3 separate regions of the Homo sapiens genome follow, and regions 1 and 3 are each linked to region 2. The links are chromatin loops, found by intact Hi-C in ENCODE. Cell type or tissue: gastrocnemius medialis. All regions are shown on one strand.

What was found. Hi-C counts contacts between places; a loop is a spot of excess contacts. Peaks named below come from ENCODE experiments on the same cell type or tissue, not always from the same donor. Only the 100,000 strongest peaks of a DNase experiment are listed, where the experiment ranks them.
Region 1: a loop joins it to region 2, with 1.9 times the contacts of the local background. A loop is called at or near these places in 7 of 110 quality-filtered maps.
Region 3: it touches region 2 in a loop (2.1-fold over the local background); 3 of 110 quality-filtered maps call a loop at or near these places.

The regions. Positions count from the first base shown.
Region 1 is chr6:118,695,602-118,700,601 of GRCh38, forward strand. It overlaps a transcript of CEP85L not described here. Among named protein-coding and RNA genes, the nearest start is that of CEP85L, 47 kb to the left of the region's middle. In gastrocnemius medialis, a CTCF peak has its summit at 2,110; a DNase peak (open chromatin) is centred at 890; H3K27ac peaks cover 1,306 bases.
Region 2 is chr6:118,742,607-118,747,606 of GRCh38, forward strand. No RefSeq gene overlaps it. Among named protein-coding and RNA genes, the nearest start is that of CEP85L, 94 kb to the left of the region's middle. In gastrocnemius medialis, no CTCF peak of the experiment used is centred here; DNase peaks (open chromatin) are centred at 2,255 and 3,692; H3K27ac peaks cover 1,278 bases.
Region 3 is chr6:118,667,113-118,672,112 of GRCh38, forward strand. The region is part of intron 1 of LOC124901388 (a long non-coding RNA gene); the gene reads left to right. It also overlaps a transcript of CEP85L not described here. Among named protein-coding and RNA genes, the nearest start is that of CEP85L, 18 kb to the left of the region's middle. In gastrocnemius medialis, no CTCF peak of the experiment used is centred here; a DNase peak (open chromatin) is centred at 2,122; H3K27ac peaks cover 3,627 bases.

The DNA of each region.
Region 1 (5,000 bases), 47 kb before region 2:
TGAGAACTACTGGTTCAGAGAATATAACACATTCTACAGGACAGTGCCACAATTTTGCATTTTGTCTTATAGCTGTTCGTCTATTTCTAGTTAATAAACATATGGTAAGCCATAAACATAAGCTCTACTGCTTATTTAATTAAAAATGGCTGTCCAGATAAAAAGTAATGTGTACAAGATACCATGATGGTATGTAAGTAAGATGCCTTTATAATTTGTCATCTGAACTGGGGTGCTTTTGAGGGTGATGAGGGCTACTAATTACACCAGGACAACAGCAACAAACTGGAACTGACTTGGGTGAACCAGATATGATCCCCCTTTGTAAGAGGTATTTAGTATATACAGGATGGTTGTACTAGCAAGTGTCAGACACAAATGTTAGGAGGCGGGGCATGGTGGTTCACGCCTGTAATCCCAGCACTTTGGGAGGCCGAGACAGGCGGATCACCTGAGGTCACGAGTTCGAGACCAGCCTAGCCAACATGGTGAAAACCTGTCTCTACTAAAAATACAAAAATTAGCCTGATGTGGTGGCACATGCCTGTAATTCCAGCTACTCGGGAGGCTGAGGCAGGAGAATTGCTTAAACCCAGGAGGTTGCAGTGAGCTGAGATCACACCACTGCACTCCAGCCTGGGTGACAGAGCGAGACTCTGTCTCAAAAAAAAAGAAAAAGAAAAAGAAAAAGAAAAAGAAATGTTAGACAGGAAAATAAATCCAAATCCAGAATAAGTAATAGTACAGTAAGGATGAATTTCTATCTCTTCTGTGATGATAGACAGCCAATAAATTAACCTGCCTCCCTGTGGCTGAATGTCCTCCTGGGATATGATATCATGTCAGAGGTTCAAGATTTATTTCTGCTGCTAGCAAGTTGGGCAATCAGCAGTGACAGCCAGCATTGGTGATGAAAGGTCCATATTGTTGAGCTTGTGCATACTCTGCATCCAAGTTGCTGTAGACACTTTGTTCATGAGCCCGTTGAGTGAGCCCCAGGATCAATGGGGAAGAAGAATGACTAACATTTGCAGAGTGGATTATTTTGTCCACTGGTTTACTAAACCTCCACAGAGTTTTTTGTTGTTGTTGTTGTTGTTGTTAGCAGTTAAGATATTTTTGACTTCAAAAAAATAAAAACCTTGGACAGTTGATATAAACCATTAAGAATTTATTACTTCACATGTTAAAACGTTCTAAGATAGGGTGGTGCAAGAGGTAGTTGATTAGATAGCTCAACAATTTTATTAAGGATCCAGGTCCTTCCCATCTTTTTGCTTTGCCATCCTGAGCATATTACCTTAGCTTCTTTCATAGTCATAAGAAGACTAAGGTACTTCAGGAGAGACATCTTCACACTAACATCTAAAGGCAGAAAAGGGGACTATTTATTGTTTGCATTTTAATAGATAAAGAAACTCCCATTGAACTAACCCCACAGCAGACTCCCTTCAATTTCTCATTGGCTAAAATGGGGTTGTATGGCCCTTTTTGAGGCTCACGAGGGAAACAGAATCACCATGATCACTTAGATTCACTGATTCACCTGCAAGCGTAGAGGTGTGGTCAGCCTTCTCTGGAGCATAAAGTCACATGGAGGAGCTTGGACACCTGTACAAATCTGAAGTTTTGTTCACAAAGAAGGGGTATAGCTATTGGATTGACAACCAATGTTGTCACACTTATATGAATCCCAAATGTCTTCGTATGATAGTCCCATTTTGAGACCCATCCAGACACTTGTCACCAGTCCTCTGGTCTTTATCTTTCCACTTCCATGAAAATCTGACCAAACTATTTGTTACTGTCCATCAGCATTTCTCTCTTGCTGGAAAAATCAAGGACGATATACCACTCAAGCTCTGCATACTAGGATAATTTTCCTTCTCCACCTTCACTTTGGTGGGACTGAGTGGAACTGAGTAGCACTTCAGTAATCTATTTTGTACATTTACTTTTAGTGATGCCAGCTTACTCTCAGAGCTATATGTAAACTATGCTAGTTTTCTTCAGTTAACTGGTAATGGAGAACTATTCATGAAGTCATGATGGTTGGCAGAGAGGTGGCGGTGTGGCATGAGGATGAATGCCAGGAAGAAGAGCCATCAGTATATGAAACTTGAGCTCTCAGGACATGCTCAGATGCACTCACATATATACTATTTCCACTCGAATATGTCTGACTTTATAGCTGTGTAGATCAGATAACATTCACTTCATGATAGGCAGCTTGTGTTTCACAGTCATCTGGTTTCTATCTGGGCCCAGTATTAAGCCAAGTGCTATTCCTTCAAAGAAGAATGAATGGCTACTCACTGAAGAAGTTATAGCTTTGCTCTAGAACCCTGACGTTCCTGCTGCGAACTTCGTATTCACTCTTTCTGCAGACTCATTTGATTTTTGAGTACCACTGGTCCCACTGGGTCCTAAGGGCCATATAAAAAAAGCTGCAGCCTGGACCAGCTGGAGCATTCCTCTGGGCCCTACTCAAAGCTGTTAGCCTTTCAGATCACTCAAGAAAAGGAGCTGAAGGGCACACAAAATGAGACATATGTTGCTTCTAAAATCCAGAGACCACCATCCCACATAGTACTTTTTCCTAGAGGTGGGAAATAAATTGTCCTTGACACTGAAAGTATAAACTCACATGTCATGCAACACTGGATCCCAAGAAACATCATTGAATTATCATGAGATTTATTTCTACTTTCTGGCATGCATGGTCTTAATCTAAAATACTAGCCACTTGCTGTTCTCCAGAGTCATCAGAATGTTATCTTCAGCATATCCCTGGATGATGAGATGACCAGGTTCCTTTAGAGCAACTTATGGCACAGAGAATGGAGAAGTAACATAACTCTGAGTTGAAAATATAGTTCTGCTGTTTTAGGTAAAGTCAAACTACTTCTGATGTGCTTTCTGTGTTTGCTGAAGCAGAAAAAAAAAAAAAGGATTGTCCAGATGAACGCTGCAATCAATATCCCATAGTATGTCTTGATTCACTGTGATAAGGATACTACATTTGAAAGATCATATGTACTTGAAAGACAAGTTTCCACTTGACTTAGCCTACAGTTATCCCCTAGAATTATCTAAGACTGATCCATCTTTTGCACTGGCCAGCAGTTGAAGAATTAAGTGGGGATGTGATAGGAAGCACAGTGACCTTCAGCTCTATGATTTCCCCAGGAATGTAGTGCAAAAAAATTACAATAATTTTTTCAATGAAGTATAACAGAATATTTTTTGATTTACTATTTTGACAGTGACGGTAACCCCTGAGCTTTCACAAAGTCATTCTTAACCATGATAACTGTGTTAAACTCTATTCTATAGGTCAGAGGGTCAGTGTCAGAATTCTGCCATTTACTGAGGTTATTTTTACTAATAATATGCCCGGAAACTGAAAATAATCCTAGCGAGGGTTCAGGGGCTTATTAGAATGCATTTGTGTTCAGCGCAGTGGACCACTCTAAGTATTTTAAATACAAAGAGTCTTAAGACAGAGAATTAAGTGCTTATAAAATCATTGGAAAGACTGGGGAGGCAAGTATCAGAAGGGCACCATGGGCCAGGTGCAGTGGCTCATGCCTATAATCCCAGCACTTTGGGAGGCTGAGGTGGGAGGATCACTTTAGCCCAGGAGTTTGAGATCAGCCTGGGCAACATAGCAAGACCCCCATCTCTATAAAAAAATTAAGCAATTAGCCGAGCATGGTGGCACGTCCCTGAAATTCCAGCTACTCAGGAGCCTGAGGTGGGAGGATCACTTGAGCCCAGGAGGTCAAGGCTGTAGTGAGCCGTGATCACACCACTGCATGTCAGCCTGGATGACAGAGCAAGACCTTGTCTCAAAAAAAAAAAAAAGACCCTACCAGAACGACTGAGTTAACGAACACAACACCAAAGCTACAGCCACTAATCCTGGAGTATTTTCCATTATTCAACTGAATTAGGCCCCTGGTGGGCTGCTCATCTGTTTTTATCTTTGTAACTCCATTATATGTAAAAGATTTCTGGAGATGTTTGAAGGATGTATCATTTTGAATGCCATACCAGCTCTAGTGCTATTATTATTATTATTACTACTATTATTATTATTATTTTTGAGACAGAGTCTCACTCTGTCATGCAGGCTGGAGGAGTGCAATGGCATGATCTCGGCCCAGTGCAACCTCCGCCTCCTGGGTTCAAGTGATTCTTCTGCCTCAGCCTCCCGAGTAGCGGGGACTACAGGCACGCACCACCACGCCCAGCTAATTTTTGCATTTTTAGTAGAGACAGGGTTTCATCATGTTGGCCACGCTGGTCTTGAACTCTTGACCTCAAGTGATCTGCCCGCCTCAGCCTCCCAAAGTGCTGGGATTACAGGCGTGAGCCACCATACCCGGCCTCTACTGCTATTATTATAGGAGCATGCCCACCTTAACTTTGCCAGTTAGGTGCCACTACTTGTCCTTTTCCATCAGTGTCACTGTTGAAATCAGGAGCCCTTTTCAACCACAGAGTATTCTCTTTTTACCCCAGCACATGAAAACCACCAAAATGCCTTTTAAGATACCTATGCAATTCTTGAGCCCCTGGTATAAAAAAGGTTTTCTGTGCATTTCTTCCTCCTTCTAGAGGAAGGAGACTGTTAGGGAATAAGCGTGTAGTTCACATGTGATAATCTACCCCAATATTCTCATCTCCATAACCTGTTGGCTTCCTTCACCTGTATTCTTACAAAAATGTCTAGCATTTCCTGTTCATTTGGAATGAAATACTACTGAGCACAGCTCAAGAGAGCAAATAATTTACACAACTTGCAGCTGCTTAAGCCAGCACCTTAAATCCAGAATCTCCAATAAGTGTATCCCTATTGCTGAATTCTGTGTGATCTATAGTTATGCTCTTCCTTTCTTGGTCTAGTACTCTCAATCCATTTCCACACATATTCTCCATATTATGCCAGCATACCTTAGCACTCTTTCAATTCCTTTGGTGAGAACATCTTCTGC
Region 2 (5,000 bases):
GTCACCTGATATGCATGTCTTCCACTGAGATTCAACAAGGTGAAACCCTCCTTCTTGTTTCATGCTTTCTCATACTATAAATAAGTGTTCTTTGCATAGTCTACTTAATATCACGTTTTTTGCTTTTTTCAGCATAGGACTGAAGTAACTTCTAGTGTTCCTAGTGCAAGAAAGCTATAATGGGCCTTACAGAGAAAATTATCTGTTAGATAAGCTGCTTTCAAGTGTCAGTTGCAGTGCTGTTGGTCCTGGGTTCAATGTTAATGAATCAACAATGTATATTAAATAAAGTATCTTCAAATAGAAATACGCTTAACACAAGATTGCATATTGATCGATTGTTGAAAATGTTGGCTGGCACAGTGGCTCATGCCTGTAATCCCAGCACTTTGAAAGCCCGAGGTGGGAGAATTGCTTCACCCAGGAGTTCAAGACCATCCCAGGCAACATAGCGAAATGCCACCTCTACAAAAAAATTTGTTTTAAATTAGCCGGCTGTGGTGGTGCAAGCCTGTAGTCCCAACTACTCTGGAGGCTGAGGTGGAAGAAGTGCTTGAGCCTGGGAGGTTAAGGCTGTAGTGAGCCATGGTCACAGCACTGCACTCTAGCCTGGGAGACAGAGTGAGACCTTTTTTTAAAAAAAAATATATATATGCATATAATATATATATATTATATATATTATATGTATATATTATATATATATTATATGTATATATTATGTATATATTATATGTATATATTATATGTATATATTATACATATATTATATGTATATTATATTATATAATATATTATATGTATATATTTTCTATATATATATTTGTGATCAGAGGCTCTAGGAATCTTACCATGAATAAGAATCAACTGTATTTGCATGCTTTGCTTAAAAGCATTTTAAAACCGCTCATTAACAGAGCAAAGTTTATATTCCAAAGGCTGCCATTCAAGGTCTACACCTTTATGCCCTGAACTAATTTTCTGACCTTATCTTTGACTAATCCCCAGTGTAGACTTTTGTTGCTAAGAAAAATTCATATATGATTATACAAGAAATAATCACCTTTGGTTCTGCCAAGAAAAGCCTATCTGGTGGGACAAACAAATTCCGCTTCAAGATAAAATTCTACAGCAAAAAGGCCCCCATTTCTCAGACACCTAGAAAAGGGTGTTTGTCATTTTACTTCTCTTGGCAGCATGCTCTCAGGATCCACTGTTTCTAGAAAACTGTTTTGTTGTTACCATGTTACTGACTTCATCCATAGACTTATAGCCAAGTCAAGCTATATTTATTCCAATCAATGTGAGCTCCTGGCTCCTGAGAGCATGCTGATGTTAACTCTGACATTCTCTTAAAGCATGCTCAGTTCTGCAGCCAACAGCTGTTCCAGAAAGCATAAACAAATAATGATAGCACAGAGCAGAGCTATTATGGGTAGGCACAAACATTTTTAATCAGTTGCAGGAGTTTTTGGCAATAAGAATTTCAGATCATTGGATTGGACCTGGGTTCAATTTCCGGTATATTTCTTGCTATAACAAAGGCCTTCTCCATCACTCCAAACCATCCAGAGTCCAATATTTCTTTATAGCCTGTGTGACAGCCTTATGGGAAATAAAAAGGGTATAGCCCCCAAATTCACCTTTCTGCCAAGGGCAACGCAGAGGTAGCATAGTGGAGTAGCTTAGTGGTCAGTGACCAACAGCAATGGCAGCTCCAGGAGGAATGTGAGTGGCAAGAGACACAACCACAATGTGGAACAGGCTCAGGAGGCAAGAATTTCCCCAAATACTCTTTCAAAGGAGTCTGAGATCTGGGTGGCATACCATGTATGGACATGTTACTCCAATAGATTCCCCCCTGCTTATGGGATTAATTCCAAATTCTTCAACTTCAAAAAACAAATTGATGCCAAACCCCCTTGCCACATCATCTCCTCCCACCCCACCCCAACCATATGCTCCCTGTGACCCAACCTCTTTCTGCTCTCCAGGCACATCACTTCCTTGCCAGCCTCAGCTCCCCTCCCCGCACTGTGCAGGCTGCCCTCTTTTTTTCTGAATGGATTGAGCCTTCTCACCTATCATCTCCTCTGAGCAGTGCTTCCAGCCTGCTCAAGCCAATGTGGAGTTGCTCCCTCCTTCCTCTATGCTCCAGTGCACTCCAAATCTACTCGTATTGGAGGATAATGATTCATTGTTGGCTGCCTCCTCAACTGGGCTACAGAACTTACAGCAAAGACTGAGTCTTTCTCCTATTTGTGTCTCGGACGTCAGACCGGTGCCTGCCATGTGTAGGTGCACAGTGAGTCCTGATGGCTACATGAATGAATACAGGGATACATTTTTGAAATGTTAATTCATGTACTTTGTTTCTAAAAACTCCCTGGCTCTTGGTTGTCCCATAGCTTCTGCTTAACAGCTAAGCTTGGTTGGCTCAGATGGTGAGTTCCTTCCGAAGTTGAAAGAGATAACTAGGTGGCATGACTTGCTGTTCTGGGGAAAAAGAACCAGACAGAAGAGAAGGTGCGAGCAGACACTGAGAGAAAGTGGAAGGCCCATCCCCACCCAGCCCAGGGCAGAGGGGGAAGGAGAAAAAAGATGGAGGTCAGGGAAGCAAACGGGCAAATAGGTTTTGACTTCCCCAAAAAGGTGGGTGCTACGAGGTGCGGGGAAGCTGGAAGACAGGGACCTTGTGCTGCACTCCCTGGTTAGAACTCTGGAAGGAGACATATGGGGTAGTCCCAAGCAAAAAATATGGGGAAGTCCCAAGCAGCCACCTGCACTGAGAGAAAGTCGCACTGGTGCCTCGGAAGACCCTCTTGTCTTCTGTGGTATGGAAAGGCCCCAGAAAGACTTACAAGCTTCTTAGGTGTGCAGCAGGTAGCTGAAGGGAACTGCTGTGATGATTGTAGAAGAAACCGTGAGGGAACTGCTGCGTCAAGGCTGTGGTTTGGACAATTCAAGCCAAAGGCCAGATGCAGAACTTGGCTAGGACTTCGAGGGGTTCACAGCTCCAGTAAGAGCAGGGGCCCTGTGTACAAGGGAGGACCAAGAGAACAGGTCTCAAACCACCAGCCTCAGGCTTCAGTTGCAGATACTGGCAGAGTCCCCCCGTGACCAGGAGAAGAAGGGAACTATCTGTGGGGACCAGAGGACCATGAGATCTCTGTGGTCCTCTTATAGACAGGACCCCCTACAAAGTCATAACAATATCCATATCCATACCCATAGTTACTATCTTGGGAAGAACAAGGCTTGAAGGAGAAATCTAAAAGACGCAGAATTTACATTGTAAAAGAACAGGTCAAATCAAAAGCAACCAGGACATAGATTGAACTGGCCAGTTAGGGGTTCCCATCTCACCCTTATCCAAGGAAGAGAGAACTTCAGAGGGAGATTTGTCCAGCTAAACAGAGAACTACATTTTGAGAGGTATATGAATTGCCCTATGTTAATTTTTCAACTCTATTAAAAATGCAAGAAAAAAGACAAAAGAGAAAGGGCCAGGTCAATACATATTTCATGAAAAGAAACACCCTGCAGGGATACAGTGATGGTGGCCTGGGGACTCCTGTGCCATTTTGCCCAGTAATCTGCCTCACGTCTACATTTTCAGACCTTCCTCTTTTGTCAGAGGGCTGTGCTTCCTCAAAACCCTAGGAAGAGAAGAAACCGAGCCACACACACCCTGAGTCTGGGCTTCAAAAGTCAGCTGCTGCTCCAGCTGCTGTTGCTGCGCCTGTCAGATAGGATTTGCCTCTTGGCCACCTCTTGCTGAAAGGCTTAGAAACGTGTGTGTGTGTGTGTGTGTGTGTGTGTGTGTTTGTGTGTGTGTGTTTCTGTTTTATTCATCTTTGAGTCTAGGGGCCTTAGGGCATCACAGTTTGACACTCACAACCTGCCCACAGTCACCCGCCTTGTTGCTAGTGGATGGGGACTGAACTATCCTCCTGACTGACACCATGAGCTCTTGGGTCTAGCAGGTTAGGCTGTTTCCTGGTGCATACCTTTGCCTCTGCTAGCCTCCCTGGCAGAAACTCTGGATGGGTGCAAAAACCCAAGCCCGTCACTCTTTCAGTTTCCTACTGTGGCTTCTCTGCCTGAATTCTGAGTCTAGCTCTAATAGACCTTGAAATCTGTGTTAGAAACTCCAGCACTAGCTTCTCCACAGTAAGGAAGAATACTGGCTACTTCATTTGCCTACAAAGCCTCCCAGCTGCTTACCTGGTAACTGGTGACTCCCCTCTATCCACCCCCAGCCTACCCCCACCCTGCCCCCACCAATCACCCCAGCTTCCTCCACATCTCCCTGGCCCTGCTTGGCCTCATTCAGTAAGTGGCTTCCCATGTGTTCCTCTCAACCATTTTTATTCTTGCAACATTCTGAAAATTCACATGGTGATATATTTAGCTATAGCTAGTTACCACATATTCATATATTCAGTCACTGTGAAGGGTGTAACATGCATTAATTCATTTAATCCTTCAAGAACCCTAAGATGAAACAAATGGGAAAACTCATGGGTAGAAGGGCTAAGAGTTTTGCCCAAAGCCACAACTCAAAGGAGAACTCAAAGTACCAGGGATATACAGGCAATCAGAAATGCTGAAATGAATTTACACATAAGTGTAAAACTGGTCAAGATCAACAGGGCAATAAGCAATGGCATTCCACTGGACACGGTTCATTTGCATTTCTATGGATAATGATCATTTGCATTATTGCCAATTTTCTGCATTTACAGTATAAAATAACTCAAGGCTGGAGCCAGGGCTCACAACTGTAATCCCACTGTTGTGGGAGGCCGAGGCGGGAGGATCACTTGCGGCTCAGCACTCCAGCCTGAGCAACAGATCAAGGTCCTGTCTCTAAAAATAATAAAATAATAATATAAAATAATTCAAAGACAATGAAAAGTAGAGATAAACTGGAAGGTTGTGCTACACAAGATATCCAGAAGTTATTTTTATCCATTTTAAGGTCTTTTACAATTTTT
Region 3 (5,000 bases), 75 kb before region 2:
CAGACTCAGTCCTGGAGTGGCTCCAAATGTTAGAATTATGATTAGTGTTTCTTCCTATACTATACGGGATGGTGCTGAGATTCTAGATTTCGTGGCCCAGTTCTTTAGAGAAAAAAATTACTAACATGAAGAAGGGCATTAAATTGGGTCACCATTGCTTGAGGGAACTATTCCTTAAGAATATAGAACTTGCTTTGATTTTTTTTACACTCTAAGTGCTGCTCTAAGGTTTGATTTCCTGAGTGGACAAGACTATCAAGGCAAGAAGTCCCATGTAGGTGACAACTAGCAATATTTGGGCAGAAACATATCTCACTTTAATAAATGGGCATCTTAATGTAAAGCTGGATCTTAGACATGAACTAAATCAGTGGTTTTCAAACTGTGCTCCTAGGGCCTCATTTGCAATAAATGAACATTTTAAACTGCATGTGAAAACTGCATTTTTTGGATATCTGATTTATATATTGGAGTTTTGCAATTTAATTTCATTTAGGAAGAAGAAAAAAGAGCCCTTTTGCAAAATGTGAACACCTCTGAGATTTTCATTCATTTCTCTATTCACAAGGGACTAAGGCCTAGAGAGATGAAATGACTCACTGAAATGGCAGAGATAAATCGTAAACCTAGGTCATTACTCCCAGCCCAGTCCAATGCACAGATCTCCCCCTTTCTATCTACTACCCACTGTGTGTCTGGAGAGCATGGCACACAGGCCAGTGTAAATCTGGGTGAACTATGTCTTTGTAGTACTGCAAAAGCTGAGAATTCAGTTCCAAATGGTTCTGCAAAAATACTGACTGAGGACTATTTACTGTATATATGATTAAGTGCTACATAATCTACTATGTTCCTCATAATAATCCATGAGTTGGGCTGAGCAAATATCTCCCCAGCCCTCTCCTCAATTTTGCAAAAAGCAAAACAGTCTCAAAGCCGTTGACTTCTTTAAAGAAATGTATTAGTAGATAACAACAACAAAACAATCCAAAATTCCAATCTTCTGACTTTTAGGAAGACAGAGCTCTAACCATTATATTATATACTGTTCAAGCCAACTGGTAAGAATATGCAGTGCTTGTGCAGGCAGGAGAGCAATGATGTAATTAAATAGGACAGCTCCCAAAGTTGACAGGCATAAATGATGAAAGGCAAAGTTTAGATATCAACCTATGAGCCATGGACACCTGCAGAGTTTTAAAATTATTACAAAGGGACCTGAAGTCCCATAAGGTATGCTTACCTGAATAAGGTGGGTTGCACTGATATATACACCCAGACTTCAAATGGATAGAGATGCTCTTTTGTTTAATAAAGTATGCCTTCAATTAAAAGCATTACTGAAGCCAGATGTGGTACTGTGTGCCTACAGTCCCCACTACTTGCTACTCGGAAGGCTGAGGTGGGAGGATCACTTGAGCCCAGGGGTTCAAGTCCAGCCTGGGCAAAAAGCATTACTGAATTCCTAGCAATGTGTTTATCCTTATGTACTTTCAGTCAACTTTTACTAAAAGTACAAACACTATTATGTGCAACTCTGTGAAATTTTGTTGTTAAAAATGAAATCATAGTTGAAAATGTGGGGACTGTCTGTTCAAGGCTAAAATAAAGGGAACAGAACAAAATTAAGATGGGAAATAATTATTTTAAAACATATTTTGTATGTTTTCCTGTGTTTCTATTTTAAAGCTATATATCTAAATTATTGCTCTTTGTTTTCATGTTGAATGGCTGCTTCTTATCTGGCTTTGTTTATTAAGTGTGGTCAGATCATTTATTCTCAGAAAAGCTACCCTGTAGCCTGGCCCTACATTCCTCCAAGATAATATCATCTGCAGGACTCAAGTTTCTTGCCAGAGAGCTGATTTGCAGAAGTAAACAAACTGGGAGTAAAACCAAGAAATGTTAAAGAAACTTTCTGACTTAAGACATTGATAACAAAAACTATGTTAGCAATAAGTGTCTCTAAAAATATATAGAATATCCAGTCAAGCTGACCTACAGAATTGGAACAGTAAACAGAACACAAAAAGGGCTGTAAGCAATACCATCTAGGAACACAGAGGTAACAGATAGGGCTCCATGTCTGTCAGGGACTCCAGGAGGAACAGCTGTTCCCTTCTCTCAAAACAAACCATCCTCTGATGCGTTTCAGTTGCTTACCAACTCAGATCTGCTTTTGAGGAGTAAGCCAAACACACAGCCTCTGGTGATTTACCTTATAGAGGGCATTAGGGAAACTTAAAAAACAAATGTCAACTTGAAAAGGCCACATTTTATATCTTTCCTTCATCTCTGGCAGTATTCCGTTGTTGTTCCAACTACCCACCCCCTTGCCCTTCCTTACATTTGATTCTTTGTTAGATGAAGCATGGAGACAATGGAAAGCAACTGGGAAACAAACTAAACATTTCCTTCTGGAAATATTACCTACTTTTAAATAACCACTAGGGTCTATAAATATTTTCATTAGAAATTTGCCCTCCCTCCACACACACCAGTCACTTTGTGAAAAACCAATTTCTCCAAGTCAGAACCTAGAATTTATGGTCTCCTCTCATTGCACTACTAAAACCTTTCATATCCACAGTGAATCTAGGCTATTACCTCTGGAGACTGGAGTTCAGGGCCTCACTCATATATTTATCTCATGAACTAAACCCCTGTAATTCCCTGTGGAGTTGGGGTTTGGAGGCAGATGATAGAGAGGAAAGTTAGAGTTACAACCATTTGGTTCAATGTGGTAGAGCGCTGAATTGACTGTGTGATCTTAGGCAAGTCCCATAAGCTCTCTGGGCCCCAGATAACTCATGTGTAAGAGGAAAGGATCATACTAGATGACCTCCAACTTTGTATCTTCGAGGTACTGAATGGGAACCAAAGAGTAAAGGGAAGTCGCAAATAGAATTATGGATGTGGTAACTGAATTATTCCCAATTCTTCCCTCTCTCCCTGCGATAGAATTACAAAGCATTTGTCAAGTGGCTTGGCAGTACCTTCTATCAGAACGGGCAGAATATATGTAGCATTTCCCCACCTACTTCATATGGGGCTTGCCCGTGTGACTTGCTTTGACTGAAGTTAGTAGATGTGATGCAAGCAGAGGCTTTTTTTTTTTTTTAACTTTTATTTTAGGTTCAGGGGTACGAGTGCAGGTTTGTTATATAGATAAACTGCATGTCATGGGGGTTTGGAGTAAGGATTATTTTGTCATCCAGGTAGTAGGCATAGTACCTGATAGATAGTTTTTCGATCCTCACCCTTCTTCCACCCTCCACCCTCAAGTAGGCCCTGGTGTCTGTTTTCTCTTCTTTGTGTTTCCTTTTGTTGTTGTTGTTGTTGTTCCCTTCTTTGTGGCCACGTGTACTCCATGTTTAGCTCCCACTTATAAGTGAGAACATGTGGTATTTGGTTTTCTGTTCCTGTATTAGTTTGCTTCATTGTCGCACTAAGCAGAGGCTTTAAAAGTGGCTTTATTTCTTTTGCTTCTGTAATCTCCTGGCTAGCCACTGGTTCAAGAATGAGGAAAGGGGATGTTAAACTGACCAAAACCTTGAACAAGAAAAATAGACAGTTTTGTTTTAAGCTTCTAAAATTTGTGTTTGGTTATGTGGTACTATTGCAGCAGAAACACAAAAATCTCTGCTGAACTTTTTTCATATATTCTATCCAACAATATGCCTACTGACCTTAAAATTTTATTGAGCTGTTGAACTAAACTGAAATCATCTAGGCATCTTAGCTTGACCATGGAAATGTTCTCCTGATTAGCACCATCAGCAGGACGACTTTTGGTGCTGAGGATACTGCAAAACTAGAAATTAGTGTACTGAACTTTTTTATGTAAAAAAAAAAAAACACTGTGTTTTTAGCTATATTGAGAAACGATTCCTGTGAAATTGTACTGTGTTGGCTGTAAGGATGGTGGTCACTGTAACTTACAGTGTAGTCTTTGTGGCAAACTTTTGGAGAAATTGCTCTCTGGTTTCAGCAACTGGAGAAACTATGTTATCGTAAGCAATTGGTTTGTTTGAATCTTATGGACAGTGGATCTCTATCTGGTTGTGAGCCCTCTTGAATTGCCTGGAAAATTCAGAGCCAAATATGTGGCCCTACATAAGCAAGTGGATGTAAGTGACTTTGCAGCATACGTTTTGTTTAGCAACTTCCCCTCCTTGTATTATTTTCTTTTTTCTACACTTATTTTCTCTTTTTCTGCATTCCTTGTAAATTGTTATCGTTATTATGTTAAGTATTAAGTATTATTTTATCATATACATTTATGTCAGCCACCTTAAATCCTTTTGGGAGCAGAACTGAGAATACATAAAGCACTACTGTTAATAAAAAAAATTAATTTCCGTTAGTAAAATGAAGAGAGAAATAAAATTTTATCAGTGACCCCTCAACCCTTTTGTTGTTGAAACTTACTAAGGATCTGGCGTTTCTCTATTCTGAAATATCTCCAGGTCAGTGTTGTGAATAAAGCACTGATATACATTGGTACCATTTCGAATTCATCATCAAAATAAATGTAAAGACAAGCTGGGCATGGTGGTTCATGTTTATAATTCCAGCACTTTGGGAGGCTGAGGAGGGTGGATCACTTGAGGTCAGGAGTTCGACACCAGCCTGGCCAACATGGTGAAACCCCGTCTCTACTAAAAATACAAAAATCAGTTAGGCATGGTGGCCTGTGCTTGTGATCCCAGCTGCTTGGGAGGCTGAAGCACGATAATTGCTTGAACACAGAGGTGGATGTTGCAGTGAGCTGAGATGGTGCCACTGAACTCCAGCCTGGGCGAAAGAGCGAGACTCTATCCCCCAAAAATAAATAAAAGGACAAAAATTGTCTTTCTTCAAGCTGTTTGAAATAGGGAGGAAGGTTTTTCTTTACAAATAATTTGACGTATTATTCTCTTTTTTTGTTTTGTTTTTGTTTTGAGACAGGGTTTCATCTGTTGCCCAGGTTGTAGTGCAGTGGTGCGATCTCAGCTCAC